Linked DNA regions of Homo sapiens: all the other regions are linked to region 1. Evidence: read pairs that join two places in POLR2A ChIA-PET (ENCODE). Cell type or tissue: HepG2. All regions are shown on one strand. Each heading gives the region's core, and the rest is flanking DNA. Links, peaks and the distances in the headings are about the cores only. Region 1 overlaps ATF7IP2 (activating transcription factor 7 interacting protein 2). Region 2 has its middle 88 kb from the start of GRIN2A. Region 3 holds the start of LOC107984877 (a long non-coding RNA gene). Region 4 overlaps GSPT1 (G1 to S phase transition 1).

Region 1 (8,125 bases), core at 2,611-6,610:
TTTTGCCTTATTTTTGTTAAAACCTTACCGCACTTAAGGAAACGGACTTTCTACCTTTCCGTGTTTCTGTGTTGAAAATGAAGTTTCTAACCACGTGTTCCTTCCTTTACGACACAATGGCTTTTTCTGTTCTGAAGACTTGCATATGGTTAATATGTATGGAAGAAGAGGACAGTTGTACTGAATAGTCCACATTAGAAAAATTATGTCATATTCACTTAAATTGTTATTCTAGATTGCGACTTAATACTGTTTTTATTATGATTTTGTCATATTTATTGTAGCCAGTAAATGACCTGCGACATAACTATTTGCAAAACAAATGGGGAAGACCAAGATAAAGATAAGTTATATCACAGGAAAGCAATTGAAAATGCAAAAATGAAGCATCTGAATGAAGGACTAATAACACTGAATTCAGCTTTTGTGAAGTATGCCTTTCTTCTTAGCTCGTTTATTCTGCAATACGTTTGTAGAAGTGTTGACTCCGATCTTAATCAAATTTACTTCACTCTCAGTCTTATCTGCAGATATGTACAGACCACATCCTAAGATTGACTTCTGCCTCAACAGAAATACATGAGCCAGTGCCTTATTGGAAATGATTTGCGTGTTTTAAGAACTGGTGTATATAGGTACATCTTGAATGTTCTGCTTTCCTTGCCTTATGCCTGTACTTCACCTCAGCCTTCAATTCCATTGTGTTTCCTTGCTACTTGGTATCTTGAAATCTGGTACGAAACTATTGCATGATCCCTGCACCTTTGCTTCTGCATATATCATAGCTCTCTTATAGTGAGTGTGCACAATCTATTTCATTTGATGTAATCAAAGTTTAATATATTGGATAGTTAAAAATAAAATACAACTTTAAATGCGCAAGAGTATTAGTTCTCATTGTTGAGCGAGATGATACAAAATACCAAAAAATCTTATTCTCTCATTCTATGTCAGTCTATTTTACTCCCCCCCCCTCCCCCCGCCACCCGGACACACACACACTGCGGTGACTTATCTATCTCGTTTATTTTATTTTATTTTACTTATTTATTTTTCTTTGTGAGGCAGAGATTCGCTCTTTGGCTCAGGCTGGAGTGAAGTGGCGCGATCTCGGCTCACTGCAACCTCCTCCCTCCGGGTTCAAGTGATTCTCCTGCCTCAGCCTTGCAAGTAGCTGGGATTATAGGCGCCCGACTAGTTTTTGTATTTTTAGTAGAGATGGGGTTTCACCGTGTTGGCCAGGCTGGTCTCGAATTCCTGACCTCAGGTGATCAGCCCGCCTCTGCCTCCCAAAGTGCTAGGATGACAGGCGCTAGTCTTAGCGCCCGGCCTATCTCATATTTTTATATCATTTAGATAATTATTCTGCTTTACAGTAGACTAGGATAGTTTTTCATCTTCATTTTTACCAACGATGGGACAGATTGGAGTCAGCCAGTGTCTAGAGAGAAATAACCATGACTTTTTGGAGGAAAGGGAGATAATATATTGGATTTTTTTGAACTTCTGATTAAGCCATGAAATGTTTAGAGAGGTGTTACTGAAGTTAGCCATGAATTATTTAGAGGCATTATATGTGTCTACTAAATGTGGTCATAAGTTTCATTAGTATACCTCTGAGGCTCTAGTGTGTACAGTATGCTGATGTGAAATAGCTTATCAGATAGCCATGGCAAAAGTTGCCAAGGCCTTTTTAGTACTCTTTACTAAGGAGACAGTGACTTTGGGAGGCTTTTCAGTACTTGTTATTAAGGAGAGAATAACTCTGGGTGGCTTTCCAGAGGTTTGTTTTTTAAGTGAATATTCATTAAACAGCATTAAAACTACTGTAAGAAAGGCATGTCACTGAAGATATAAAAAATATTTGTAGGCCGGGCGCGGTGGCTCACACCTGTAATCCCAGCACTTTGGGAGGCTGAGGCAGGTGGATCACGAGGTCAGGAGATTGAGACCATCTTGGTTAACATGGTGAAACCCCGTCTCCACTAAAAAATACAAAAAAATTAGCCGGGCGTGGTGGCCGGCGCCTGTAGTCCCAGCTTCTCGGGAAGCTGAGGCAGGAGAATGGCGTGAAGCCGGGAGGCGGAGCTTGCAGTGAGCCGAGATCGCACCACTGCATTCCATCCTGGGCGACAGAGCAAGACTGTCTCAAAAAAAAAAAAAAATTATAGTGGGAAATTTAGATAAAGAAGTAGTAGTTCTCTCGGGGCTGTTTTTTTGAGGAGGTGATCTTTAAGCTTGATCTTGAAAGAGCATAGACTAGGAGGGAAGGTTGATAATATGACAGTTCTGGTCAATTTGGAAAGTGAAGGTTAGGTTTATAAGAAGGTTCAGTTGATATCTCCAGGAAAAGACAAACTACTGTGAAAGAAAGATAGTGTAGTCATGGTAGTCTATCTGGCTATATAGAGAATATTTATAACAACTTAAATATTGATTTAACTGAAAATACGATGAGCTGTAAGAGACGTGTGAACTACAGAACTGGATCTACGAATGACAGGAGGGCAGACCACAGTGCTTTTCACATCCTCCCCTCCTTCCCTTGGGCATAAGACCTGGCTATAGGAAATCTAGCTAATTACAAGAACGTCTTTATAATTTGGAGGGAAACTCTTGGAACTGTGAGTGCTCCCCGTCCAGTGTTACCATCCCCTACCATCCAATTAAAATGTTTCCAACCCACCTCCAAAAAAAATACATATGTGAGCTAAATCTTCATCTGCAATTACAGGAAATCGACATGGCTAAAATTTGTAACTCAAGAAACAGTATGAAAATATTTTAAAATACTGAGATTTTAAAAACAAGTTGTTAAAATTAAAGTGATTGCCATTAGATATTCGGGAGTGCTGGCAAGCAACTGCTTTATTTCATAATGAGCATTTTATACTATTACATTGATAAAACTTGAAAAAAGTAATGTCAGAATTCTATTAGCATTCAGGTGATGCGGATGCTGCTGGTCTATGAACCACACTTGGCATTACTTCATGGTCATTATGAGATTAACTGCCACCTGGCCTGAGTTTTGTTATTTTGTTAACCACTATATAACTCTTAAAGGGCCCTGTCGCTTCATAATAACTGTTTTGTGTTTGTGATAGACTTCTTCGAGTCTTAAGACCCTCCGTTCAAATATTGGCTGAAGTACCTGACTTTGAACAAGATTAGTTAAATGGGTTTTTTCTAAATTTTTACTTTTTAAAAAGAGTAACAGTAAAAATTCAGTTCAGTAGTTTTTTTTAATTTAATGAGAATTGTTCTTATTAAAGTGTTTATTATGTATTAAGATACTACCTTGGAGAACATCACTGGAGAACAGAGATGTTTTATAATGGAGAAACCCAATGAAGCAGGAAAAAACCCAACTAAATCAGCATGCACCCATAACTTCGAACTATAACAGGAAAAAAGATTAAGCTAACTTTTAACCACAAAGATACAGGAAATATGTTATTGCTTGGAAAGTAACATGCTTGTGAATAATCTACAGGTTAAAAAATTACAATGCATCTTAGAGAATATTGGATAAATATCAAATTATAAGGTAGAGTTTTTCAAAACTTGTGGGCTCAACTAAAGTAGGGCTTAGAGGAAAATTTACAGCTTTAAGTGAGAAATTAGAAAAAAAGGTAATAGGCTGGGCATGCTGACTCATGCCTGTAATCCCACCACTTTGTGAGGCCAAGGTAGAGGATAACTTGAGGTCAGGAGTTTGAGACCCACCTGGGTAACATTACACAGGACCCTGTCTCTACAAAACAATGTTTTGTAAAATTAGCCAGCCATGGAGGGACACACTTGTAGTCCTACCTCCTTGGGAGGCTGAGGCAGTAGGATTACTTGAGCCTAGGATTTTGAGGTTGCAGTGAGCTGTGTTCATGCCACTGCACTCCAGCTGGGTGACAAAGTGTGACTCTAAAAATGAAAAGGAAAAAGAGAGACTGAAAAAATATCTGAGTTTTTACCTGAAGCTGCAACAAGAACAGCAAAGCAAACGCAAAGAAAGCAGAAGGAGGGTAGGGCATTGTAGCTCACATTTGTAATCCCAATGGTTTAGGAGGCCAAGACTGGAGGATTACTTAAGCCTAGGAATTTGAAGCCAGCCTGGGCAGCATAATGAGACCCCATCGCTATGAAAAACAATTAGCTGGGTGCAGTAGCATGCGCCAGTAGTCCTAGCTACTCTGGAGAATGAGATGGGAGAATTGCTGAGCCCAAGAGTTCAAGGTTACAGTGAGCTATGATCGCGCCATTGCATTCCAGCCTGGGCCACAGAGAGAGACCCTGTCTCAAAAAAAAAAAAAAATGTGCTGGGCGTGGGGGCTCACACCTGTAATCCCAGTACTTTGGGAGGCTGAGGTGGGTGGATTGCTGGAGCCCAGAAGTTCAAGACCAGCCTGGGCAATAAAAATTTTAAAAAGACCAGGCGCTGTGGCTCCCAGCTACTCAGGAGGCTGAGATGGGAGAATCACTTGAACCCAGGAGGCAGAGGTTGCGGTGAGCGGAGATCTTGCATTGCACTCCAGCCTGGGCAACAAGAGTGAAACTCTGTGTCAAATAAAAAAAGAAAAGGAATATGGCAGGAAATTATGAAATGGAACACTGTATAATAGGAAGCTAGCAAACTTAAAGTACTTTGACAGCCTCTTTTTGTCTTTTTTGTATTTTTGTTGACTTTGACAATCTTGGTACATGTTTAATAAAAATGATCAAGAAAAAGAGAAAAGCACATCACTAATATCAAGAATGAGGCCGGGTGCAGTGGCTCATGCCTGTAATCCCAGCACTTTAGGAGGCCAGGTCAGGTGGATTACCTGAGGTCAGGAGTTCAAGTCCAGCCTAGCCAACATGGTGAAACACTATCTCTACTAAAATACAAAAATTAGCTGGGCATGGTGGTGCACGCCTGTAGTCCCAGCTGCTGGAGGGCTGAAGCAGGAGAATTGCTTAAACCCGGGAGGTGGAGGTTGCAGTGAGCTGAGATCGTGCCACTGCCTTTCAGCCTGGGTGACAGAGTGAGATTCTGTTTAAAAAAAAAAAAAGAAAAGGAGGGACAGCACTACAGGTATTACACATACAATTAGAGAATACTATAAGAACTTTGTGTTGACAAATTTTAAATTGTGTTGAAATGGAAAAATAGGTAAAATTGACACCAAAAGATATAAAAAGTATGAATGGTTGTATTATCTTTTTTTTTTTTTTTTTGACGGATTTTCACTCTTTTCCCCAGGCTGGAGTGAACGGGCAAGATCTCAGCTCACTGCAACCCCCACCCCCCAGGTTCAAGTGATTCTCTTGCCTCAGCCTCCCAAGTAGCACCCGCCACCATGCCCAGCTAATTTTTGTACTTAGTAGAAATGGGGTTTCGCCATGTTGGTCAGGCTGGTCTTGAACTACTGACCTCAGGTGATCCACATGCCTTGGCCTCCTAAAGTGCCGGGATTATAGTCATGAGCCACTGCGCCTGGCCTTTTTTTTTTTTTTTTAAACTGGAGATGACATCTCCAAGATGGTTTTGAACTCCTGGGCTGTTTGAGCCTTGGCCTCCCAGAGTGCTAGGATTACAGGTGTGAGCCACTGCTCCCAGCTGGTTCTACCTCAATTTTAATGGAAAACCTTTACCACTAAGTTAACCCCAGGCCCAAATGGCATTAGTGGTTAATTATTCTAATATTTAAGGAAAAATAACACCATTCACACAGAAATTGTTCAGAGACTAGAAAGACTTTGTAGTTTGTATGAGGTCAGCAAACCTTTGATATCAACACCCAATAAAATAGACCCATCTCTCATTAACATTGATATAAAAATTATAAACATAATGTTAGCCATTTATAGGCCAGGCACAGGCCCATAAATTGTCTAATGTCAGCACTTTGGGAGGCCAATGCAGGAGGATTTCTTGAGCCCAAGAGTTGAAGACCAGCCTGGGCAACATAGTGAGACTCTGTCTTTAAAAAAAAAAAAAAATTAGCTGGGTGTGATGGGCGCCCCTGATGTCCCTGCTACTTGAAGGGTCAGGTTAGAGTCTTGTTTGAGTCCCGGAGGTTGAGGCTGCAGTAAGCTGTGTTCATGCCCACTGTACTTTAGCCTGAGCAACAACGTGAATCCATGTCTCCAAAAGAAAAGAAAAATGAAGTTTTAAAAATGAAACCATTAGGCCAGGTGCGATGGCTCACACCTGTAATTCCAGCACTTTGGGAGGCTAAGGTGGACGGATCACTTGAGGTCAGAAGTTTGAGACCAGCCTGGCCAACATGGTGAAACCCCCTCTCTACTAAAAATACAAGCATTAGCTGGGCATGGTGGTGGGCACCTGTAATCCCAGCTACTTGGGAGGCTGAGGCAGGAGAATTGCTTGAACCTGGGAGGCGGAGGTTGCAGTGAGCTGAGATTGCCTCAATGCCAGTGCACTCCAGGCTGGGTGACAGAGTGAGACTCTGTCTCAAAAAAAAAAAAAAAAAAAAAAAAAAAGACACCATTGGAAAAATCCTATGGCAGTAAAGGAATAGAACAAAAGGCATGAGACATAAGCCAAAAAGTGAAAGGCAGACATAAATCAAGCTACAGGTGGACCCTGAATTGTGATTTGACATGATTTTTAGTTTATGATGCTACAGAAAGTGATAGGCATTCGGTAGAATATAAAGCCATGAGAAATTCAAGACTTCAGTATAAAATCAACTTTGGGTTAAATTATTTTGCTCAATTGTAGGCTAATATGAGTGTTCTGAACATGTTTAAGGTAGGCTTAGGTTTTGCTATGATGCTCGGTAGGTTAGTTGTACCTGTATTAACTGCATCTTTGACCTAGGATATTTTCAATTTCTGATAGGTTTTTTGGGATGTAATACTACTGCAAGTCACACAGCATCTGTATGTCAATAGTAATATGAAGGCCAGGTACAGTGGCTCATGTCTGGAATCCTAGCACCTTGGTAGGCCGAGGATCATTTGAGGCCAGGAGTTTGAGATGAGCTTGGGCACCATAGTAAGACCTTGTCTCTACAAAAAAATTTTAAAATTAGCTGAGTGTGATGGCACATACGTGTAGTCCCAGCTGCTTGGTAGGCTGATGTGGGAAGATCACTTGAGCCCAGGAGTTCAAGGCTGCAGTGAGCTCTGATCTCAGCACTGTGCATGATAGAGAGACCTATCTCTAAACAAACAAAAACAACCAAGTAATGTCAGGTGTGAAAGGATTAAACAATCCCATGAAATGGCAGAGATTTTCATACTGAAGGGAAAAACAGCCTTGGCCTATAGGCTGTTTACAGGAGACAGACTTTGGATTCAAAGATGCAAATAGGCTGAAAGTAAAAGGATAGATGAAGATACAACATGCAAATAGCAACCATAGTAAAGCTATCGTGCCTATACTGATTTCAGACAAAATATACTGAAACAGTATTGCTGGAGATACATAGGGACATTCTATAATGACAGAAGAGTTGGTGCCTCAGGCATACAAATCATAAACATATATGCACCTACTAAGAGAGCAGCAAAATGTATGAAGCAACTATTGACAGAATTGAAGGAAGAAATGCACAGTTCAGTAATAATTGGAGAATTCAATACAACACTGTCATAATGGATAGAAAACTGAGGAAATCAGTGAGACAAGAGACGACTTGAGCAACACTAAACCAACTAGACTTAAGAGATATCTTTGAACAGTCCACCCAACAACAGCAGAATAGACTTTTGGAGTGTATGTAGAACATCCATCAATATAGTCACACTAGGCCATGAAGCAAACCAACACACTTAAAAGGACTGAAATTATGGGAAAGAACATTATCTGACCAGTGAATAAAATCAGAAATCAGTACTAAAAAGAAACTTGAGAAATTTACAAATATGTTGAAATTAACACTCCTAAATAATGGGTCAAAGAAATCATGAGGTTAATTAGAAAATACTTTGAGGTGAATGAAAATGAAGACAAACATATCAAAGGTTTTGGAGGGTACAATTACAGCAATTCTTAGAAAATTTATAGTGATAAATGCTATATTAAAAAAGACCTCAAATCAGTAACCTAGACCTTTTAAGAAAAACTGGAACTAGAAGAACAAACTGAGCCTGAAGTCAGCAGAATGTAGGAAAAAAT
Region 2 (8,125 bases), core at 1,481-5,480, 120 kb before region 1:
TTTGAAAGTAAAATAAAATAGGTATTCATCCTTAAAATTCTGATTCATATTGTCAAACTATCCTCCCTTCAGAGACATTTTCACTTTCAATCATACACACAGAGCATGAGTGTGCCGCCTTCACACCTACCAGACACCAAGCTAGGCTCTGTATCATCCTTACCACCACGATCAGTGGAAAATAAAAGCACTCATTTCTGTAGCAATGGTAATTACGTAGTCTGGGGTAGAGCAATCAGTCAAGTCCCCCCAAACTAGGACGCCGTTTGCTAGGAGGGGGTTGGAAGAATGCATCAACTGTCTATCAGCCATTTCTCTACCTCTGCCTTCCCAATGATTTATCTGTAGGCACCTGCTGATCACCCATCTCATCATGCCTGGCAACAACTTTGGAGAAACCAGACTGTCAACAAGAGTGGAAGCTTCAGCCTGGGCAACAGGCTGAAGACCCCATGTCTATAAAAATAAAAAAAATTATCCCAGCTCAGTGGTGCATGTCTGTGGTCCCAGCTACTTGGGAGGCTGAGGTGGGAAGATGGCTTGGGCCCAGGAGTTCAAGGCTGCAGTGGGCTGTGATTGTGCCACTGCACTCCAGCCTGGACAACAAGACCCTGTCTCAGAAAAAAAAAAAAGAAGGCTGGGCACAGTGGCTGATGTCTGTAATCCCAGCACTTTGGGAAGCTGAGGAGGATGGATCATTTGAGGTCAGGAGTCCCAGACCAGCCTGGCCAATATGGTAAACTCTGTCTCTACGACAAATACAAAACATAGGCCGGGCGCAGTGGCTCGGGCCTGTAATCCCAGCACTTTGGGACACCAAGGCGAGTGGATCGCTTGAGGCCAGGAGTTCGAGACCAGCCTGGGCAACATGGTAAAACCTCGTCTGTACTAAAAATACAAAAATTAGCTGGGTGTCATGGGGCGTGCCTGTAATTCCAGCTGCTCAAGAGTCTGAGGCATGAGAATTGCTTGAACCCGGGAGGCAGAGGTTGCACTGAGCGGAGATTGTGCCAGTGCACTCCAGCCTGGGCAACAGAGCAAGACTCCGTCTAAAAAAAAAAAAAAAAAAAAAAAAAAGAGCCAGGTGTGGTGGCGCATGCCTGTAGTCCCAGCTACTTGGGAGGCTGAGGCATGAGAATCCCTTGAATCCAGGAGGCAGAGGTTACAGTGGGCAAGGATCACACCACTGCACTCCAACCTGGGTGACAGAGTGAGACCCTGTCTCAAAAAAAAGGAAGAAAGACTTTAGGGCCAAGTGGAAGAGTTCTGTGTGCTATAGATGCAAGAACACCAGAGTAGGGGTCAGGAGCCCTGGCATTTGCTCTCTCAGGCATGCCAATTTCCTTTTCTGGGATATACAATACCCAGGACTGTAGGTCAGAAATGAAGGCATTTCTGTCTAGGCACAGTAGCTCATGCCTATAATCCCAGCACTTTGGGAGACTGAGGGGGAGGATCGCTTGAGGCCGGGAGTTTGAGACCAGCCTGGGCCACACAGCGAGAACTCGTAGCAATATTTTTAAAAAAGAAAGAAAGAAGGCCAGGTATGGTGGCTCATGCTTGTAATCCCAGCACTTTGTGAGGCCAACACGGGTGGATCACTTGAGGTCAGGAGTTTGAAAGCCTTTCAGAGATAACAGCCAGCTCTCCTATTTATTTATTTATTTATTTATTTTAAGACAGAGTCTCGGCCGGGCACGGTGGCTCACGCCTGTAATCCCAGCACTTTGGGAGGCCGAGGTGGGTGGATCATGTGAGGTCAGGAGTTCGACATCAACCTGGCAAATGTGCTAAAACCCCATTTCTACTACAAATACAAAAAATAAGCTAGGCATGGTGGTGCACCCCTGTAATCCCAGCTACTCGGGAGGCTGAGGCAGGAGAATTGCCTGAACTAGGGAGGCAGAGGTTGCAGTGAGCCAAGATCGCGCCACTGCACTCCAGTTTGGGCAACGAGAGCAAAACTCCGTCTCATAAAAAAAAAACAAGAGTCTGGGTGACAAATCACCCAGAGCTAGGAGGATTAAGCTAATGTGGGATGAAGGACCATTTGGACACTCTAATGGCGCTTCTTCTCAAAAAAAAAAAAAATTAAATAATTGCATATGCATATACGTGCACATGCCCACGTATAAATATAATTCAGCCTATAAATTCTGGTAGATTCACTGACACCTGAAGCCCACCCTCAGATCCCCAATTTAAACATTTTTCACTAATAGAAAACATACTGTCATTGCACTAAGCCATTTTGTTTTGAATCCTTACACCAACCCTTCAAGTAGAAATTAATAGTTTCATTTTATAGAGTAAGAAAGCAACACGCCAACACACAGAGTTAACAAAACATGCTCAGATCACATTGCAAGCCAGCATCACACTAGTTAGGTTCTTTGAGTGCAAGTAACAGAAATTTGTTCCAGCAAACATGTGAAGAAAAGGGATGAATGGCAAGGATATCAGGTAACTTGAAGAATCAAAAAAAAATGGCTGTGGCTAGGCACAGTGGCTCATGCCTGTAATCCCAGCACCCTGGGAGGTCAAGGCGGGAGGATCACTTGAGCCCAGAGTTCAAGCCCAATCTTGGCAACATAGTGAGACATTGTCTCTACTAAAAATTAAAAAAGTTAGCCGGGCATGGTGGCACATACCTGTAGTCCCAGCTACCCAGCACAGAGGCGGGAGGTAGGGGCTGAGGTAGGAGGATGGCTTGAGCCTTGGAGGTTGAGGTTGCAGTGAGCTGTGATCACACCACTGCACTCCAGCCTAGGTAACAGCGCAAGATCCTGTCTCAAAAAAAAAAAAAAAAAAAAAAAAAGGCTGTGAAGTTGGGCTCGAAACAGTAGAAATCAGAGCAGCTCTACAGCCCTATTTTTATTTCAAACTTTATATTACCATCCTCAGAATGTATTGCCCTGAGCTGTTGACAAAGATTCTCTCCTTGACCAAACTTTACTCAGGCTCCTCTGAACCCTCTTCCTAACTTGGCCTTGACCTTTGGACTTCCTTGTTTGTCTTTGCATCTCCCAGTTTTAGCAAATTTTCTGTCATGTTGATTTAGCCAGAATCCCCACATGCTATAGCTGACAATCCTCAAATACTTAATCAAAGTCTTCTTCCCCACAACCCCCAGGTGATGTCTGACCACCCTAGCTTGGCTTTAGCAAGAATCCTGTTAGGTCATTTTTAGCAAGAATTCCTCTATCCTCTAATTAATAGTACTTTTCCATCCACTAATCCTTCCCACCACAACCCTGCCCTTTGGCTATAAACCCCCATTTTTCCTTGTTGTATTTGAAAGTGATCCCAATCTCGTTCTCCTACTGCAAAACCCCATTGCAGTGGTTTCTTGGACAAAGACTTTTGCACTGTTCTTTAACAAGGGTCAGAATATCTTCTCCTGGGGAATTGCTTTAACCTGGGTGGCGGAGGTTCAAGTGAGCCAAGATTGCGCCACTGCACTCCAGCCTGGGCATCAGAGTGAAACTCCGTCTCAAAAAAAAAAAAAAAGAAAAAATATTTTCTCTTGGGGTGAGTCATATGTCCACACATGGCCAAGGAAACTGCCAAAAAGGCTGTGTACTATGGGTATGATCCCTAGAGGGAAAGTGGGATGCAATGACTGAAAACAAAGTAGGGAGGTGAGAAACACCAACACATCTACAGTAAAAATGGCATCCGTAGAATGATGGTTTGGGAGTGAATCCAACCAGGATATCCCTACCCTCCTTTCCACGCTCTGATTTGAAGAGAAGTTGGGCTTACTGGTAATTAATCAACTTATTTAATCAATACTTGTCTCTACTATGAATTTGTAATTTAGTTTTCCTAATGATGTGTCAGCAATTTTGAGTCATGTCTGACCTATGAGTGCTCAGAAAGTACACTGAAAGTCAAATGGATGGTTAGGCTTTCACCCAGGCCTTGGATGAGTTTTATGAGTGTTAAGATGTCATGGAAGGATGTAGTTTTGCCTTTCCAGAACACATCCTTCTTCTGCTAACAGCATCCTGATTTCCCCTTGCTCTGTCTCTAAGAATGAACATAAGATCCAGTCTTGGCCAACCAGAAATAATTCACATTAGTCCCAGGTTTGAAATTATTCATGAAATTATTGGGAAATACATATGTTTTTCTAGGTTTCCCAGCCTGGAACACGAAGACTAAGGCTGATAGTACATTTTTACATTTCCTAAGCACCGAGATCCAGCCTTGCCTGAAGCTTCATAAACATTTTGGTTAGAAGCCAGGTGCAGTGGCTCACGCCTGTAATCCCAGCACTTTGGGAGGCTGAGGTGAACAGATCACCTGAGGTCAGGAGTTCAAGACCAGTCTGGCCAATGTGGTGAAACCCTGTCTCTACTAAAAATACAAAAATTAGCCAGGCGTGGTGGCACATGCCTGTAATCCCAGGTACTTGGGAGGCTGAGGCATGATAATCACTTGAACCCAGGAGGCGGAGGTTGCAGTGAGCCGAAATCATGCTACCGTGCTCCAGCCTGGGTGACAGAGCGAGACTCCATCTCAAAAAAAGTTTTTTTTGGTTAGGTTAGTCAGTGCTAGTCTTTTTTATTTATTTATTTATTTTTTTGAGATGGAGTCTTGCTTTGTCTCCCAGGCTGGAGTACAGTGGCATGATCTCGGCTCACTGCAACCTCCACCTCCCAGGTTCAAGTGATTCTCCTGCCTCAGCCTCCTGAGTAGCTGGGATTACAGATGCACGCCACCATGCCCTGCTAATTTTTGTATTTTTAGTAGAGATGGGGTTTCACCATGTTTGTCAGGCTGGTCTTGAACTCCTGACCTCGTGATCCACCTGCCCCGGCCTCCCAAAGTGTTGGGATTACAGGCATGAGCCACTGCGCCCGGCCAGTCAGTGCTATTTTTATGTAGGCCTTTTTTTTTTTATTTATTTATTGAGGAGGTGTATTGGGCCTGTACCCATGCTGGAGTGTAGTGGCTCAATCACAGCTCACTGCAGCCCCTACCTCCCAGGCTCAAGCAATTCTCCCACCTCAGCCTCCCAAGTGGCTGGGACCACAGGCATGAACCACCATGCCCAAATAATTTTTTTTTCTTTCTGTTTTTGAGCTAGAGTCTCCCTCTGTCACCCAGGCTGGAGTGCAATGGCTCTGTCTCAGCTCACTGCAACCTCCACCTCCCAGGTTCAAGTGATTCTCCTGTCTCAGCCTCCCAATTAGCTAGCAATACAGGCATGCACCACCTTGCCTGGCTAATTTTTTGTATTTTTAGTAGAGATGCAGTTTCACCATGTTGGCCAGGCTGGTCTTTGCTGAGACCAGCTTGGTCGGGGAGACCCTAACCCAGCAGTGCCAGAGGGATTAAAGACACATACACAGAAATATAGAGGTGTGAAGTGGGAAATCAGGGGTCTCACAGCCTTCAGAGCTGAGAGCCCGGAGCAGAGATTTACCCACATATTTATTAACAGCAAACCAGTCATTAGCATTGTTTCTATAGATACTAAATTAACTAAAAGTATCCCTTATCGGAAACGAAGGGATGGGCTGAATTAAAGGAATAGGTTGGGCTAGTTAACTGCAGCAGGAACACGCCCTTAAGACACAGCTCACTGATGCTATTGCTTGTGGCTTAAGAATGCCTTTAAGCAGTTTTCTGCCCTGGGCAGGCCAGGTGTTCCTTGCCCTCATTTCCATAAACCCACAACCTTCCAGCTTGGGCGTTAGGGCCTTTATGAACATGTTACAGTGCTGCACAGATTTTGTTTATGGCCAGTTTTGGGGCCAGTTTATGGCCAGATTTTGGGGGGCTTGCTCCCAACAGGTCTTGAACTCCCGACCTCAAGTGATCCATCTGCCTCTGCCTCCCAAAGTGCTGGGCTTACAGGCATGAGCCACTGTGCCTGGCAAATTTTTTTTTCTTTTGGTAGAGACCGGGTCTCACTATGTTGCCCAGGCTGGTCTCAAACTTCTGGGTTCAAGTTATCCTCCTGTTTTGGGCTCAAGTTATCCTCCTGTTTTGGCCTCCCAAAGAGCTGGGACTACAGGCATGAGCTGCCATGCCTGGCCTATGTGTCTTTTTAATATTGGATTTGTGCTACTTGCAACTTAGAAACATATGACTAATACAAAGGTGTCCTACCATGTCTAATCATGTAGTGAGACCAATGACTTTTGGTAAGATAGTAAACGTGTTGTTGGTTTTTTACTTACTTAACCACATGCTATAACATAGACAGAGACAGAGAGTAGGAGAAAAAACAAAAGACACCAAAATAACAAAGGCACATACATTTGTACTCCAGCCAACTCTTTCCCTGTTTTGTCTCTCTCTACTTTCAGGCTCCTTTTTTATAGATACCTAATATTATCAGGATGCTGGGTTATCTAAATCCATTTACAGCTTTGCACCATGAAAATAAATCACCTATTTTAAATAAACTAACAAAATTAAATATCTAAGTACCCAGGACCTGAATATAGTTCTGTCACTGAGGTGGTTTGTATTTTAAGAGGCCTCTTGAAAGAATGCAATGTTTAACCAAATGGAATAAACGAATAGTGGTAGAATTCCGGGCATTCCTCTAGTAAAGACTTTTTTTTTTTTTTTGAGACAGAGTCTCACTCTGTCACCCAGGCTGGAGTGCAGTAGTGCAATCTTGGCTCACTGCAACCTCCGCCCTGTGGAGTCAAGCAATTCTCCTACCTCAGCCTCCTAAGTGGTTGGGATGACAGGTACGTGCCACTGCAGCTGGCTAATTTTATTTATTTATTTTTTATTTTTGGGGGGATGGAGTCTCACTGTTGCCCGGGCTGGAGTGCAGAGGCACAATCTCAGCTCACCACAACCTCCGCCTCCTGGGTTCAAGCGATTCTCCTGCCTCAGCCTCCAGAGTAGCTGGGACTACAGGCACATGCCACCATGCCAGGCCAATTTTTGTATTTTTAGTAGAGATGGGGTTTCACGATGTTGGCCAGGCTGGTCTCGAACTCCTGACCTCGTGATCCACCCACTTCAGCCTCCCAAAGTGCTGGGATGGCAGGCATGAGCCACCGCGCTTGGCCTTTTTGTATTTTTAGTAGAGATAGGGTTTCACCATGTTGGCCAGGCTGGTCTTGAACTCCTAGCGTCAAGTGATCCACCCATCTCAGCTTCCTAAAGTACTGGGATTACAGGCGTGAGCCACCGCACCTGGCCTCTAAGAAAGATTTATGGAGCATCTGCCATGTATCTGACAAGGTGTTATGATACAAGGGTGTACGAATGCTGTCCTCAAAAAAAAAAAAATGTGCAGATATGCCAGGCACGGTGGCTCACATCTTTAATCCCAGTACTTTGGAAGACTGAGACAGGATGATTGCTTGTAGAGACTTCATCTCTACAAAAAAATTAAAAATTAAAAAATTAAAAAGAAATGTTTTAATGTGCAGATAACTTTGGGGAATGGATAAGGAACTAGTTACACAGCAGAATAAGAGCATGCTGTGAAAACATCCTGGACTTTTAACCTCCGGGTGAAGGAGAAAGTCACCTAGGGAGGGTTCCTTTCAGCCCAGCCATTATTTCTACCCCAGCAACAGCATCTCACACACTGTGGTTGCTCTGTAAATATTTACCACGCAATGTAAGAAGCCAGTAGTAGGTGACTGGGCGCAGTGGCTCATCCCCATAATGGCAGCACTTTGGGAGGCCGAGGCAGGTGGATCACCTGAGGTCAAGAGTTCGAGACCAGCCTGGCCAACATGGTGAAACCCCCATCTCTATGAAATCGCCCCACTGTACTCCAGCTTGGGCAACAGAGCAAGATTCTGTCTCAAAACAAACAAACAAACAAACAAACAAACAAACAAACAAAAAAACAGAAGTCTGTAGGTTGCCTGATCCTTAAAAGACTATGGACCTGCCCCTGCTGCTCTCTCCAAAGGACTCAAAGGGCACTCAATCAAACACTGAGGAAATCACTGTTTTCCCCAGCCTGAAAGCGGCCTCCAGTCTGCTGGGTTGTTTATTCTGCTGTGGTGTCTCCTCCAGTCATTAACATTCTATTTTCAGGCTAGTAGTCTTTCAGTTCCCAGCAATTAGAGCATTTTGCACAGGATAAACAAACAGGGGATTGCTTTCTGGCCAAATTCAGTTGCTGGAT
Region 3 (8,125 bases), core at 2,649-6,648, 61 kb after region 1:
GTAGCTTGATGGGGATAGCATTGAATCTATAAATTACTTTGGGCAGTATGGCCATTTTCACAGTATTGATTCTTCCTATCCATTAGCATGGAATATTTTCCATTTATTTGTGGCCTCTCTTATTTCCTTGAGCAGTGGTTTGTAGTTCTCCTTGAAGAGGTCCTTCACATCCCTTGTAAGTTGGATTCCTAGGTATTCTCTTTGTAGCAATTGTGAATGGGAGTTCACTCATGATTTGGTTCTCTGTTATTGGTATATAGGAATGCTTGTGATTTTTGCACATTGATTTTGTATCCTGAGACTTTGCTGAAGTTGCTTATCAGCTTAAGGAGATTTGGGGCTGAGATGATGGGGTTTTCTAAATATTATTTAGAAAATCTCAATCTATTTTAGATGTAGATATTTCTAAATCTAAAAATTGCATGTTATCTGCAAACAGAGACAATTTGACTTCCTCTCTTCTTATTTGAATACCCCATATTTCTTTCTCTTGCCTGATTGCCCTGGCCAGAACTTCCAATACTATGTTGAATAGGAGTAGTGAGAGAGAGGGCATCCTTCTCTTGTGCCAGTTTTCAAAGGGAATGCTTCCAGTTTCTGCCCATTCAGTATGATATTGGCTGTGGGTTTGTCATAAATAACTCTTATTATTTTGAGATATGTTCCATCAGTACCTAGTTTATTGAGAGTTTTTAGCATGAAGGGGTGTTGAATTTTGTCAAAGGCCTTTTCTGCATCTATTGAGATAATCATGTGGTTTTTCTCATTGGTTCTGTTTATGTGATGGATTAAGTTTATTGATTTGTGTATGTTGAACCAGCCCTGCATCCTAGGTATGAAGCCAACTTGACCGTGGTGGATAAGCTTTTTGATGTGCTGCTGGTTTCAGTTTGCCAGTATTTTATTGAGGATTTTCGCATTGATGTTCATCAGGGATATTGGCCTGAAATTTTCTTTTGTTGTGTCTCTGTGAGGTTTTGGTATCAGGATGACGCTGGACTCATAAAATGAATTAGGGAGGATTCCCTCTTTTTCTATTCTTTGGAATGGTTTCAGAAGGAACAGTACCAGCTCCTCTTTGTACCTCTGGTAGGATTTGGCTGTGAATCCATCTGGTCCTGGACTTTTGGTTGGTAGACTATTAATTACTGCCTCAATTTCAGAACTCGTTATTGGTCTTTTCAGGAATTCGATTTCTTCCTGCTTTAGACTTGGGAGGGTGTATGTGTCCAGGAATTTATACATTTCTTCTAGATTTTCTAGTTTATTTGCATAGAGGTGTTCATATTATTCTCTGATGGTAGTCTGTATTTCTGTGGGATCAGTGGTGATATCCCCTTTATGATTTTTTATTGTGTCTATTTGATTCTTCTGTCTTTTCTTCTTTATTAGTCAGGCTAGCGGTCTATTTTGTTGGATCTTTTTTAAGAAAACCAGCTCCTGGATTCATTGATTTTTTTGTTTGTTTGTTTGTTTTTAAGGGTTTTTCATGTCTCTATCTCCTTCAGTTCTGCTCTGATCTTAGAGTTATTTCTTGTCTTCTGCTAGCTTTTGAATTTGTTTGCTCATGCTTCTCTACTTCTTTTAATTTTGATGTTAGGGTGTCGATTTTAGATCTTTCCCGCTTGTGGGCATTTAGTGCTATAAATTTCCCTCTAAACACTGTTTTAAATGTGTCCCAGGGATTCTGATACATTGTGTCTTTGGTCCCATTGGTTTCAAAGAACATCTTTATTTCTGCCTTAATTTTGTTATTTATCCATTAGTCATTCAGGAGCAGGTTGTTCAGTTTCCATGTAGTTGTGTGGTTTTGAGTGAGTTTCTTAATACTGAGTTCTAATTTTATTGCACTGTGGTCTGAGAGACTGTTAGGATTCCCATTCTTGTGCATTTGCTAAGGAGTGTTTTAATTCCAGTTATGTGGTCAATTTTAGAATAAGTATGATGAGGTGCTGAGAAGAATGTATATTCTATTGATTTGGGGTGGAGAGTTCTGTAGATGTCTATTAGGTCCACTTGGTCCAGAGTTGAGTTCTAGTCCTGAGTATCCTTGCTAATTTTCTGTCTCGTTGATCTGTCTGATATTGACAGTGCGTTGTTAAAGTCTCCCACTATTACTGTCTGAGAGTCTTAAGTCTCTTTGTAGGTCTTTAAGAACTTGCTTTATGAATCTGGGTGTTCCTGCATTGGGTGCATATATATTTATGATAGTTCTTCTTGTTTCATTGATCCCTTTACCATTAGGTAATGCCTTTCTTTGTCTCTTTTGATCATTGTTGGTTTAAAGTCTGTTTTATCAGAGACTAGGATTGCAACCCCTGCTTTTTTTTTTGTTTTCCATTTGCTTGGTAGATCTTCCTCCATCCCTTTATTTTGAGCCTGTGTGTGTCTTTGCATGTGAGATGGATCTCCTGAATACAGCACACCAATGGGTCTTGACTCTTTATCCAGTTTGCCAGTCTGTGTCTTTTAATTGGGGCATTTAGCCCATTTACATTTAAGGTTAATATTGTTATGTGTGAATTTGATCCTGTCATTATGATGCTAGCTGGTTATTTTGCCGGTTAGTTGATGCAGTTTCTTCACAGTGTCAATGGTCTTTACAATTTGGTATGTTTTTGCAGTGGCTGGTACTGGTTGTTCCTTTCCATGTTTAGTGCTTCTTTCAGGAGCTCTTGTAAGGCAGGCCTGGTGGTGACAAAATGTCTCAGCATTGGCTTGTCTGTAAAGGATTTTATTTCTCCTTCACTTATGAAGCTTAGTTTGGCTGGATATGAAATTTTGGGTTGAAAATTCTTTTCTTTAAAAATGTTGAATATTGGCCCCCACTCTCTTCTGGCTTGTAGGGTTTCTGCAGAGAGAGCTGCTGTTAGTCTGATGGGCTTCCCTTTGTGGGTAACCTTACCTTTCTCTCTGGCTGCCCTTAACATTTTTTCTTTCATTTCAACCTTGGTGAATCTGACGATTATGTGTCTTAGGGTTGCTCTTCTCCAGGAGTATCTTTGTGGTGGTCTCTGTATTTCCTGAATTTGAATGTTGGCCTGTCTTGCTAGGTTGGGGAAGTTCTCCTGGATAATATCCTGAAGAGTGTTTTCTAACTTGGTTCCCTTCTCCCTGTCACTTTCGGGTACAACAATCAAACATAGGTGTGGTCTTTTCACATAGTCCCATATTTCTTGGAGGCTGTGTTCGTTCCTTTTCAAAAATTCTTTTTTCTCTAATCTTGTCTTCTCACTTTATTTCATTAAGTTGATCTTCAATCTCTGATATCCTTTCTTCCGCTTGATCAGTTCAGCTGTTAATACTTGTGTATGCTTCATGAAGTTCTCATACCGTGTTTTTCAGCTCCATCAGGTCATTTATATTCTTCTCTAAACTGGTTATTCTACTTAGCTATTTATCTAACCTTTTTTCAAAGCTCTTAGCTTCCTTGCATTGAGTTAGAAGATGCTCCTTTAGGCTGGGTACACTGGCTCACACCTGTAATCCCAGCACTTTGAGAGGTCGAGATGGACACAAGGTCAAAAGTTCAAGACCACCCTAGCCAACATAGTGAAACCCCATCTCTACTAAAAATACAAAAAAGTAGCTGGGCGTGGTGGTGCACGCCTGTAGTCCCAGCTACTCAGGAGGCTATGCAGGAGAATCGCTTGAACCCGGGAGGCAGAGGTTGCAGTGAGTCGAGATCGCTCCACTGCACTCCAGCCTGGGCGACAAGAGCAAAACTCCGTCCCAAAAAAAAAAAGTGCTCCTTTAGCTCATTGGAGTTTGTTATTACCCACCTTCTGAAGCCTACTTCTGTCAACTTGTCACCCTCATTCTCCGTCCAGTTTTGGTCTGTTGCTGGCAAGTAGTTGTGATCCTTTGGAGGAGAAGAGGCGTTCTTGTTTTTGGAATTTTCAGCCTTTTTGGGCTGGTTTCTCCCCATCTTTGTGGATTTATCTACCTTTGGTCTTTGATGTTGGTGACCTTCGGATGGGGTCTCTGAGTGGACGTCCTTTTTGTTGATGTTGATGCTATTCCTTTCTGTTTGTTACTCTTCTGTCAGGCCCCTGTGGTGCAGGTCTGCTTGAGGTCCACTCCCGACCTTGTTTGCCTGGGTATCACCAGCAGAGGCTGCAGAACAGCAACGATTGCTGCCTGTTCCTTCCTCTGGAAGCTTCATCCCAGAGGGGCACTGACAGATGCCAGCCAGAGCTCTCTTGTATGAGGTGTCTGTTGGCCCCTACTGGGAGGTGTCTCCCAGTCAGGATACACGGGGGTCAGGGACCCACTTGAGGAGCCAGTCTGACATTTAGCAGAGCTCAAATGCTGTGCTGGGAGATCCACTGATCTGCTGCTCTCTTCAGAGTCCTGTCCGGCAGGGACATTTAAGTCTACTGAAGCCCTCAGGTGCTCTGTCCCAGGGAGATGGGGGGTTTATCTATAAGCCCCTGCTGCCTTTTTTTCAGAGATGCCCTGTCCAGAGAGGAGGAATCTAGAGAGGCAGTCTGGCCACAGTGGCCTTGCCGAGCTGCAGTGGGCTCGGCCCAGTTCAAACTTCCCAGTGGCTTTGTTTGCACTGTGAGGGGGAAACCGCCTACTCAAGCCTCAGCAATGGTCAATGCCCCTCCCCTCACCAAGCTTGACCATCCCAGGTCAACCTCAGACTGCTGTGCTGGCAGCGAGAATTTCAAGCCAGTGGATCTTAGCTAGCTGGGCTCCGTGTGGGTGGGACCTGCCGAGCCAGAACACTTGGCTCCCTGGCTTCAGCCCCCTTTGCAGGAAGAGTGAACGGTTCTCTCTCACTGGCATTCTAGGCACCACTAGGGTATGGAAAAGAAAAACTCCTGCACCTAACTCAGTGTCTGCCCTAACAGCCACCCAGCTTTGTGCTTGAAACCCAGGGCCGTGGTAGCATAGGCACCGGAGGGAATCTCCTGGTCTGTGGGTTGTGAAGACTGTGGGAAAAATGCAGTATCTGGGCTGGAGTGTACCGTTCCTCACGGCATAGTCCATCATGGCTTCCCTTGGGTAGGGAAGAGAATTCCTTGACCCGTTGTGCTTCCCTGGTGAGAGCCCCACCATGCTTTAGCTCGCTGTCTGTGGCTACACCCACTGTCCAACTAGTCCCAATGAGATGAACCAGGTACCTCAGTTAGAAATGCAGAAATCACCTGCCTTCTGCATCAATCTTACTGGGAGCTGCAGACCGGAGCTGTTCCTATTCAGCCATCTTGCCAGCAATCCGAAATAATTTTATAGTGAATACTTGTATACTCAGCACTTAGATTCTGAAAACTGAGCAAGGAGCTTTCTTTGTTTATTTATTTTTTTGAGATGGAGTTTCAGTCTTGTTGCCCAGGCTGGAGTGCAGTGGCACAATCTCAGCTCATCGCAACCTCCATCTCCTGGGTTCAAGCAATTCTCCTACCTCAGCCTCCCGAGTAGCTGGGATTACAGTCATGCGCCACCACACCTGGCTAATTTTGTATTTTTAGTAGAGACAGGGTTTCTCCATGTTGGTCAGGCTGGTCTTGAACTCCCGACCTCATGTGATCCGCCTGCCCTGACCCCAGGTGATCCACCCGCCTTGGCCTCCCAAAGTCCTGGGATTACAGGCATGAGCCACTACGCCTGGCCCACAGCTTTCTTCGTAAGAAGGCTTTTACTTGAAAATCCAATTCTTTCGTAGGTACAGAGCCATTCAGTTTTTTTTTTTTTTCCATCTTTTATCAGTTTTGCAAGTTATCTTTGTAAGGAATTTATCCATGTTATCTAAATTATTGAATTCACTGTCATAAAGTTATCAGTAAAATTCACTTGTCCTAGGCTGGGCGCGGTGGCTCACACCTGTAATCCCAGCACTTTGGGAGGCTGAGGCGGGCAGATCACAAGGTCAGAAGTTCGAGACCAGCCTTGCTAACACGGTGAAACCCCGTCTCAACTAAAAATACAAAAAATTAGCCGGGCATGGTGACAGGTGCCTGTAATCCCAGCTACTTGGAAGGCTGAGGCAGGAGAATCGCTTGAACCTGGGAGGCGGAGGTTGCAGTGAGCCAAGATTGTGCCACTGTACTCCAGCCCAGTGACAGTGTGAGACTCCATCTCAAAAAAAAAAAAAAAAAAAAAAAAAAAAAATTCACTTGTCCTTTTAATGTTTGGGGTTCTACAGTGTATCACTGTACTTTGTTTCTGATGTGGGTTAATCTGTATATTTATTATTTTTCCTTCTTGATCAACCAGATTTTGTTATTTCTATCATTTGTTTTCTTTATTTTGATTCCTGTTTTTCTTTATTGTCTTTCTTTTACTGACTTTAGTTATAATTTGTTCTTTTTCCAGGTTCTTAAGAGACCTTTTCTAACATTAAACATTTAAAGCTGAATTTCCTTCTAAGTATCACTTATTCTAAGCATCTTCTTAGTGGTTAGATTATGTACTTCTTAATGCAAATATTATAATCTTTGATACATCATATCTTTGTTTTCCATCAGTTCAAAATGATTTATAATGTTCCTTGTATTCTTTGACATATGAATTATTTGGAAGTGTGTGTTTAATTTCAAAATATTTGTGACTTCTAGGTATTTTATTTTTATAATACCTGATTTCATTTGGTCAGAGAACATACTATGTAAAACTTAAATTTTGAAAGTTAAACTTATTTTATAGTCCAGCATATTATTTTACTTGACGAATGTTCCATGTACAGAATGTTGGTTGTAATGTTCTGTAAATGTCATGTTTGAGTTAATTGTGCCAAGATGGTTGATAGTGTTTTTTCGACCTTCTACAGCTATGGTAGATGGAAAAAATGGTCCCTGCAAGATGTCCATGACCTAATTCCCAGAACTTGTGAATATGTTACCTTACATGGTGAAAAGAGTCTTTGTAGGTATTATTAAATTAAGTACCTTGAGATGATGGGTAGTTAATCCTGGATTATCTGTGTGGGCTCATTTTAATCAAAAGGGTTCTTACAAAAAAAGTGGCAAGAAGGTCAAAGGCAGAAAAAGGAAATGGGACAATGGAAGCAGAGGCTGGAATGAAGTACACTGAAGATGGAGGAGGGCCTCAAGTCCAGAAACGCAGGCAGCCTCCAGAAGGAAGGCCAGTACCTTGATTTTAGCTTAGTAAAACTGATTTCCAACTTTTGGCTTCTAAAGCTGTGATAAAATAAGTCATGCAGTTTGTGGTAATTTGTTAAGGTAACTTCAGGAAATTCACAAAGAATTTGGTACCAGGAAGTGTGGGGTGCTGCTGTAACCAATACCTAAAAATGTGAAAGTGGCTTTTGAGTAGGGTAATGCATAGAGACTAGAGGAGTTTTGAGGAGCATGCTTTATAAAAAGCCTAGATTACCTTGAACAGACTCTTAGTAGAAATTTGGAAGTTAAAGACTGCCCGTGGAGGTTAAAAGGAAATGAGCACAGTGGAGAAAACCTACCATGGACTTAATACCTAGATCTTCATAAACAAACTTTTGATAGAAATATAGACATTAAAAGCATTGTTGGTGAGGACTTGAAAGGAAATGAGGATACATGTTATTGGAAACAGGAGGAAAGGGGATTTGTGTTACGTAGTGGCAGGAAGTTTAGTTGCATTGTATCCTACATTATATGGAAAACAACTTGTAAACTATGAATTTGGATTTTGTTTGACTTATGAGATTTTATTTCTTTTTTTATTTTTTGGAGTCAAAGTCTGGCTCTGTTGCCCAGGCTGGAGTGCAGTGACACAATCTCGGCTCACTGCAACATCCGCCTCCTGGGTTCAATCAATTCTCGTGCCTTAGCCTCCTGAGTAGCTGGGATTACCGGGGTGTATGAGGTTTCTAAGCAAAGTGTTGAAGGTTTGGCCTGATTTCCTCTTGCTTCTTTTCACAATGTGAGAAAAAAAAAGAGAAAAATTGAAGAAGAAACAAACTGTTTAGCAGAAAGGAACCAGGACTTAATGATTTAGGCAATTCTCAGCCTGACCAGATTGCAGAAGACTCTAAGAGGCTCACTATCAGAAGAGTATGCCCCGGAGAGAAAGTCAAGATTTTGGCTGGACACCCTTTTGCTAGTGCCTTGGAAGGATCAAATGTCTCAGTATCCAGTCACAGGGAGGGCTCTTTGAAAACACTAAGCATAGGACT
Region 4 (8,125 bases), core at 2,489-6,488, 1.5 Mb after region 1:
GGTTTCACCGTGTTAGCCAGGATGGTCTCGATCTCCTCACCTTGTGATCCACCCGCCTCGGCCTCCCAAAGTGCTGGGATTACAGGCGTGAGCCACCGCGCCCGGCCAGGAATGGAATATTAAGGCCACTCTTAGAAGTGATTTCTACATTTAAAAAAAATAGGTTAAATAGCACAAGGTTAGTTCTCTTCTCCTGCCCTTTGCTGAAAGGGATGCCATTAGTCTCTTTTTATCATTGACGCGAACCAGCTGACAACTTGCAGGACTGTGTTCTTTTAACCAGTACCAGTATATAACTGGTAAATGTTATGACAACTCAAAGTGCATCTTTGTTCAAACTAGGAAAGTTTTTTTTTTTTTTTTTTGAGATGGAGCCTCTCTCTGTTGCCCAGGCTGGAGTGCAGTGGCGCGATCTCAGCTCACTGCAACCTCTGCCTCCTGGGGTCAAGCAATTCTCCTACCTCAGCCTCCGAGTAGCTGGGATTACAGGCAAGTGCCACCATGCCTGGCTAATTTTTGTATTTTTAGTAGAGACGGAGTTTCACTTTGCTGACCAGGCTGGTCTAGAACTCCCAACCTCAGGCGATCCACCTGCCTCGGCCTCCCAAAGTGCTGTGATTACAGGGGTGAGCCACCGTGCCTGGCAGGAAAGTTTTAAATAGCTACTATGCTATAAAGTATTATGCTACGTCATCAATCAGGGATCTATAAAAGGACTTAGAGAAGTTATTCATGCACAGAATTGAATAAATCTACCAAAAAAGAAAAAGAAAAGGACTTAGAGGAGTTATTCATGCACAGAATTGAATAAATCTACCAAAAAAGAAAAAGAAAAGGACTTAGCCCTGAAGTTTAAAACAGTTATTTAGTAGAGGTGCAAGTCAGGTTAGTTCTGCAAGTTAGCCCTAGCAACATGAAAGTCACAGGGACAATCCAGTTTTAGAATTGGCACATCATTTAGAAATGGCACCTCAGGCCAGGCGCAGTGGCTCATGCCTGTAATCACAGCACTTTTGAGGCCAAGGCCGGTGGATCACCTGAGGTCAGGAGTTAGAGACCAGCCTGGCCAACATGGCAAAACCCTGTCTCTACTAAAAAAAAATACAAAAATTAGCTGGGCATGGTGGCACATGCCTGTCATCCCAGCTACTCGGGAGGCTGAGGCAAGAGAATTGTTTGAACCTGGGAGGTGGAGGTTGCAGTGAGCCAAGATCCCACCACTGCACTCCAGCCTAGGCGACAGAGCGAGACTGGAAAGGAAAGGAAAGAAATGGTACCTCACAGGCAATACAGGGAAGACCCTCTTTAAGATTGGAAAGGGAGATAAGGGAGCTCATGTTATTTCACTACCTATTAGGATCACTACATTATCTGTTTATCCTTGTTAAGTTTTATAAAAGTAGATGAAGAAGAGGTGAGACTTTTCTCTCTGGTTTTACTTCCTTGCATTAGAGAAATTCAGAAGAAAGGTATTTGCATTTGCAACTAACCTGTCAAAGAATGCTAATTGGAAAGCAAAATCAAATCTCCCTTCAAGGATAGATCATTTGAATTAGAGAATATTCATAAAATGGAGTATTAGCAAAAAAAAAAAAAAAAAATGAGCTGCTGATACACACAACATAATCTCTGAAACGTAATGTGCCAAAGATGACAAAGTTGAGTTCAAGCTATGTGATTCCATTTATGCAGAGTTCAAAAACAGACAAAACTGTTATAATAGATGGCAAAACAGTGAATGCCTTGGCAAGAGGGGATTGGTTGGAAAGTAGCAGGAGAGCTTTCTGGGGTGATGTGTTCTGCATGTTGATGGGGTGTTTACACAGTTGTATACACTTGACAAACTCATTGTAAACTTAAGATCTGTACTTCTTACTGTATGCAAATTTTACCTTAATAAAAAATCCTCTCCTTTGTCATACAACATCTGTCTTCCGGAACTTCTTTACAAATCATACTCCTAAGAATCTAAATCTTGAAGATTTATTTTTTATCCTAAAACCTGATGTATTTGCCAGGGAATTAACAAAGATAGTGATACCGACTGCTTTTAAGTAACTTCTGTAGTTTTAAAAAATTAATTCATAATAGAGGTACAGATTTTCAGGGTACATGTGATAATTGACACATTCATACAATGTGTACCAATCAAATCAGGGTAATTGGGATATCCATCACCTATTTATCTCCATGTGGAAACGTTCAAATTATTTTCTTGTATTTGGAAATGTGGAACTTGTGTAGTTGATAAGCAAATACAAAGTCCTTTGGGAGTACTGTGCCCAGTTAAGTGGGAGGAAATCCTCATTAAAAATTTCAAACTAAATATACAAGGTACAAAACAAGTTAAATATGGTTTTTTTTTCCATTATGCCCTCTGAATTATTTTTACCAGTTGAGTTATTACCAGTAGCTTGACTCCTGACTAAGCTCAAACCAGAGAACAGAACTTTTAGTGAAAATGCTTTAAACATGTAAACTAATATTACTGTTTGATGATCATCATTTCCATTGAAGGCAAATGTTAAGGGATCAAATGTGGGCAATGGGATGTTAAGAAAATGTGCAGCTAACAAACATTAAATGTGACTCATTGCAGATAGAGGAAATTTTTGGCCTTTTTTTTTTTTTTTTTTTTTTTGAGATGGAGTCTCACTGCCATTGCGCAGGCTGGAGTGCAGTGGTGCCATCTTGGCTCACTGCAACCTCCACCTCCCGGGTTCAAACGATTCTCTTGCTTCAGCCTCCCAAGTAGCTGGGATTACAGGCTTGCACTACCATGCCTGGCTTATTTTAGTATTTTTAGTAGAGACGGTGTTTCACCCTGTTGGCCAGGCTGGTCTTGAACTCCTGACCTCAGGTGATCCACCCACCTTGGCCTCCCAAAGTGCCAGGATTACAGGCGTGAGCCACTGTGCCTGGCCTGGCCTAATATTTAACAGAAGGATCATATTCCAAATAATTCAAAAAGTACACCCATCAGCTAAAGGAATTTTACTTGTTATAGGCAGTCTCTTATTCCTAGCAGAAAACATACGAAAATATTTCTTGCAAGTAATGTGGGTGCACAAAGCCTTCAGAAACAATTTGAAGGAAAGATTGACAGTAACAAGAATTTCACTTAAAAAAAAAAAAAAAAAGACAGCATCTCACTATGTTGCCCAGGCTAGAGTGCAGTGGCAATTCACACGTGTAACCATAACCCACTGCAGCCTCCAACTCCTAGGCTCAGGTGATCTTGCCAACTCAGGAGTAGCTGGGACTACAGGTTTGTGCCACTGCATCTAGCAAATTTCATTTTTTTTTTTTAAAGACTGTTAACAGGCTGGAGTGCAGTGGCACGATCTCAGCTCACTGCAACCTCTGCCTCCCGGGTTCAAGTGATTCTCCTGCCTCAGCCTCCCAAGTAGCTGGGATTACAGGCGCACGCCACCACACTCAGCTAATTTTTGTATTTTTAGTAGAGATGGGGTTTCACTATATTGGCCAGGATGGTCTCGATCTCTTTTTTTTTTTTTTTTTTTTTTGAGACGGAGTCTCACTCTGTCGCCCAGGCTGGAGTGCTGTGGCGCAATCTCGGCTCACTGCAGGCTCCGCCTCCCAGGTTCACGCCATTGTCCTGCCTCAGCCTCCCAAGTAGCTGGGACTACAGGCCACGCCCGGCTAATTTTTTGTATTTTTAGTAGAGACGGGGTTTCACCGTGTTAGCCAGGATGGTCTCGATCTCCTGACACCGTGATCCACCCACCTCGGCCTCCCAAAAAGTGCTGGCATTACAGGCACACGCCTCCACGCCCAGCTAATTTTTGTGTTTTTTAGCAGAGACTGGGTTTCACCACGTTGGCCAGGCTGGTCTGGAACTCCTGACCTCAAGTGATCTGCCCGCCTCAGCCTCCCAAAGTGCTGGGATTACAGGCATGAGTCACCGTGCCTGGCCTGAACCCCTACTTTAATAGCAAGCTTGGTCCCAAGTTTTAAGCTATGATTGGTTTAATGCCAAATACCTAGAGGCTGACTGCCAAAACCTCAAAGCGATTCACCTAAAGACAGTTCAAACAGGAACTTAGTACACAGGAATGAACTGCTGTCATTCAAGTAGCCACTGTGTATGTTACCTTTATCATTAACTTCTTCTTGCCCTTGCACATTGAATGAAAAGGGCAAGCACTATTTGGTCTCTTGATCTTTATTAAAAATCCTGAATGTAGAGGTTCATAGTTCTAATAATAATTGACGTTTCCCCCAACTCTACTGTTCACATAAAACCACATAACTGTGATCTAGTTATTTATTATTCAGCATCCCTAACTTCCTATAGGGTTCTTATTTTTGTTTCCTAAGGTTGTCGTATACATTATACAAAAGACTTGCATGCCATATGCAAGCAGATGACGTTTGTGAATCCCTTATGTGACAGAGCTTATTAGATCCATCCAACAAACCTTTTGGTAGATGGTTCCAGTACCTGATACAAAAATAAAAGGATTGTACAAAAAAGGGCATGGTTTTTGCTTGTTACAACACAGGTAATTACAAACGACAAATCCTTCAAAAGGGAAGATGACAACTTTTATTGTTATTACAAAAGCAAATTTAATTTGTCATTTGAATAATTGCAAGAGCAGACTAAGGGCTTAATCCTCACACAGGCACCAAGTCAGGCACAGTAGGTAGCTACAAATCGTAAGAAAAAGCTTTCTTTCCTACCTAGAGCACTCTTCCATGCTTTGGAATTAGGCTAAAAAACTCAACAAACCTGATCAGTTCCCTTTAATCCTGTTTTTTTTTTTTTTTTTTAAATGAGATCTAGGTATTAACCTGCTGTCTAGCGAAAACTAGTCACTAAGTCCTGGCCTGAGAGATACCCACATTTCCTTTAGAACAAACAGAACTAATACCTGTGTACATTTCTGAGAGCCTGATGTGTGAGTCCTTAAAATGTAGACCTTGCAGGAGGCTTAGACCTCAGTTTCACCTAATGCATGTGGAGGAAATGGAGGTGAGAATAGTCACCTGAAGAGTGCAAGCGCTCCAGCTCCAGCACACACACTCTTCCCTGGGCAGCAGGAAAAGGAGGTAACAAGGACTTGGGCTGACATCTGAAGCACTAAGCTAATGTGCCTGGTAGAGGGGAGCCTCAGGAAGCACAAGATGTCATTCCACCTGTGCTGTCCACAAACCTGAGGTTTCCACATCGTTTTAAAGGGCACAGTGGCAAATGTGACAAGGCAGAAAACAATAACCATTTCAAGGATCACTTAAGGAATCCTGGTGTTTTCTGCCTAATCAGAAGTAGTACCAACCTGCTTTTCCCTTATATTGGAGAACATAAAGGTTTTAATTAATCTCCACTCCCACACCTTCAGGCCCTTATAATAATCCTTAGTAAACAACTCAGCTAGCATTATTGTTTCAAGGAAGCATAGGATTAGAGGTATGTGAGAAGTGTATTTATTGAAGGGAAGACTCAGTAAGTTCTAGGATATTAAAGTCAAGAATATCCTAGAGCCAAAAACCACCAAAAGTTGAACCAAATCTACCTGAACTGAACTGATAGTAAACTGGGTCAAATGGAATCCACGGAATTACTACTGGAAAATAAAAACACTTCCTATTCTTTCTATTCCTATTCATTTACTATGAAACCTAATCTAACCAACTGACTGCTAAATGTAAAGCTAGTTAAGTCTTTTGTGCATGTGCAATTACACTTACTTAACAAGATGCTGCCATGGCGAGATCTCTCACGAAAGAAACAAGATCAAGGATGTACTAGATGGCATCTGCTAGAATCACTGAAAAAGTTAGCTGCAAGAAATAAAAGCCTATTATTTGGAGATAGATAATTGTCCCCTGAATCCACTGGTTGTTCTCTTCCTTACCTATGTCTGTGAAAGGATTAATGGCACAGTTTGATAAGGTAAGCCAACAATGAATATAACATTTAACCATCCTAAAATCAGAGCTATAGTGCTATAACCACATTTTTCACAAAGGGTTTTAAAGTTGAAAGTTGCCTGATGTTAAGACCTGTAATAAAACTGCGTATTTTCCCCTTGACTACCTTAAATCCCTACCCAAAGCAATGAAGCTATCATCCATGAAGTAGCAGTCCATGAGGAAGTCCATGCCAGTAAGAAAAGGTGCTAGAGTGCTGTTATGTGTAATAGTCATCAAAGATCACGGAGTAATTCCAGTCATTACTAGTGTTCCTGCAGATCGCCAAGGGAGCTTAGCTGATTTTTTTCCAGGTTCATCTTGGGAGCAGTTTTTGATCATAGGTTCAACTTTTTTCTTGGGTTGCAAAACTGCATCTGGCTGCAAGTCTAACCCAAAATATTCGCAGCGTATCAGCTGAGAGGATGCCGGCAACTGTTGAACTACATCACAGTTCAAAGTCCCATATTGTGAGAGCAGTACTTGTAGTTTATGTAACCAGCAAATATGAGTTACCTCGTTACAGTGAACAACCTGCACTGTTAGAGTTTAGGAACTTTTGACATTCGGTTATCACATATTTCAAAGATTTTCAACTCACAAAAAAAAAATACATGGGCTTAATTACTCAGTAACACTTTACTATTTGTCACTTAATCTCAAGACAATACACACTCAGTCCAACTCTTTTGGTTTGATTTTACATAGATTTTCACTTACTTCTGCAAATTAAAAACAAGAAATGAGTGCTGTATTTCCCCCTCTCCCACAGTAAGAAACAAGGGTTTAAAATGGCAATTACTTAGATGTTTATTTCAATATTTCTTAAATTCACTTTATTAATTTAAAAAACTAAATAATCGCATGAAAGTTATATAAAGAACATCATTAATGTGAAAAGATGCAAGAAAAAAATCATTCTAGTAGAGCAACGTTAGAGAACAAATGCTTAGGTAATACCCTAAATATGCAGCCAACTACCCTATTTTTGCACTGTTGACCATATAAGCACGTTTGCATTTGCAGAAAACAGAATGACAGCATAGGAATTTGTATTGCTCTATAACGGTCCAACATCTCCACATAATGCCAAGTTCACCTTAGACATTTTATTTACTTATCCAAATGAACAGCCTGTGTAAGCAGGATTGAAAATGCATCAACTTTAAAAAGATGAGAACAATTTTCAAAGCCCATAGAACTTATGTTGCTGGTTAATTTTAGCACTGAAATTTCTTTTGAATAATCTAATCTTGCAAATATGCAAGAATCCAGTGGAATTTTTACAGTTACATTTGTATTTGTATGACCTGTTACTTTTTAGAGGTAGGCCCTTCACAGTTGATATCCAAGTTACTTAAGAGTCTTGGCAACATGCACATAATAGTCTAACAGTGTAAATGTTTTAGTAGCAAACATAACTTATTTTTTAAAAATGTGTTCTATTTAGAAAGGGAACTCTTATCTCTGGAAGTGATTTCCGTGGCTCTTGAACTTTTAAATATTCATTAAAATTCAAGCAATTGCTAGTATTTGTTTTTATTAACATGGAATTACAAAAAGAACTATTATGTTTTGATTAAAGCTCCTATATTTTCCAGAAAAATAAAAGCCCAGAGATTTGCAGACATAATAAAATCTATTTAAATTTCATGCAATAGCCATAATTATAGTTTTAAGAATCTGTAGGACAATAACTTTGCTCTGTCCATAAGATGTAGCCTCATTCAAGAAATGAATGGGAATTTCACAGTTAAGAAAACACTAGGCCAAGTGCGGCGCCTCATGCCTGTAATCCCAGCACTTTTGAGAGGCTGAGGCGAGTGGATCACTTGAGGTCAGAAGTTTGAGACCAGCCTGACCAATAGGGGGAAACCTCGTCTCCACTAAAGATACAAAAATTAACTGGGCCTCGTGGAGGGCTCCTGTAATCCCAGCTACTCAAGAGGCTGAGGCAGGAAATTGCTTGAATCCGGGAGGTGGAGGCTGCAGTGAGCTGAGATCGAGCCACTGCACTCCAGCCTAGGTGACAGAGTGAGCCTCTGTCTCAAAACAAAACAAAACACCCATTAGATTAAGTTTTATGTTCTGTGACTGGAAATACAGTCTGTCTAGGCTTTTCTTTTCTGAGGAGCAAAATTATAGGGAAGAGACTTGTCATTAAATATACAAAGTATCTTATTTAGAG

The links. ChIA-PET counts read pairs that join two places held together with the same protein. Peaks named below come from ENCODE experiments on the same cell type or tissue, not always from the same donor. Only the 100,000 strongest peaks of a DNase experiment are listed, where the experiment ranks them.
Region 2: POLR2A ChIA-PET joins it to region 1 with 6 read pairs; 1 of 35 experiments calls an interaction of 5 or more read pairs at or near these places.
Region 3: POLR2A ChIA-PET joins it to region 1 with 8 read pairs; 2 of 35 experiments call an interaction of 5 or more read pairs at or near these places.
Region 4: POLR2A ChIA-PET joins it to region 1 with 5 read pairs; 1 of 35 experiments calls an interaction of 5 or more read pairs at or near these places.

What each region holds. Positions count from the first base shown.
Region 1 is chr16:10,386,860-10,394,984 of GRCh38, forward strand. The region is part of intron 1 of ATF7IP2 (activating transcription factor 7 interacting protein 2); the gene reads left to right. Among named protein-coding and RNA genes, the nearest start is that of ATF7IP2, 4.9 kb to the left of the region's middle. In HepG2, for the core only: no CTCF peak of the experiment used is centred there; a DNase peak (open chromatin) is centred at 4,202.
Region 2 is chr16:10,266,816-10,274,940 of GRCh38, forward strand. No RefSeq gene overlaps it. Among named protein-coding and RNA genes, the nearest start is that of GRIN2A, 88 kb to the left of the region's middle. In HepG2, for the core only: no CTCF peak of the experiment used is centred there; a DNase peak (open chromatin) is centred at 3,016.
Region 3 is chr16:10,448,319-10,456,443 of GRCh38, forward strand. All of the region lies in intron 8 of ATF7IP2 (activating transcription factor 7 interacting protein 2), which reads left to right. LOC107984877 (a long non-coding RNA gene) reads right to left here and starts at 6,784. Exons shown (of 2, transcript XR_007064983.1): 1 at 1-6,784. In HepG2, for the core only: no CTCF peak of the experiment used is centred there; a DNase peak (open chromatin) is centred at 4,573.
Region 4 is chr16:11,863,581-11,871,705 of GRCh38, forward strand. GSPT1 (G1 to S phase transition 1) reads right to left here. Exons shown (of 15, transcript NM_002094.4): 15 at 4,548-8,125. Among named protein-coding and RNA genes, the nearest start is that of RSL1D1, 16 kb to the left of the region's middle. In HepG2, for the core only: no CTCF peak of the experiment used is centred there; DNase peaks (open chromatin) are centred at 4,021 and 6,391.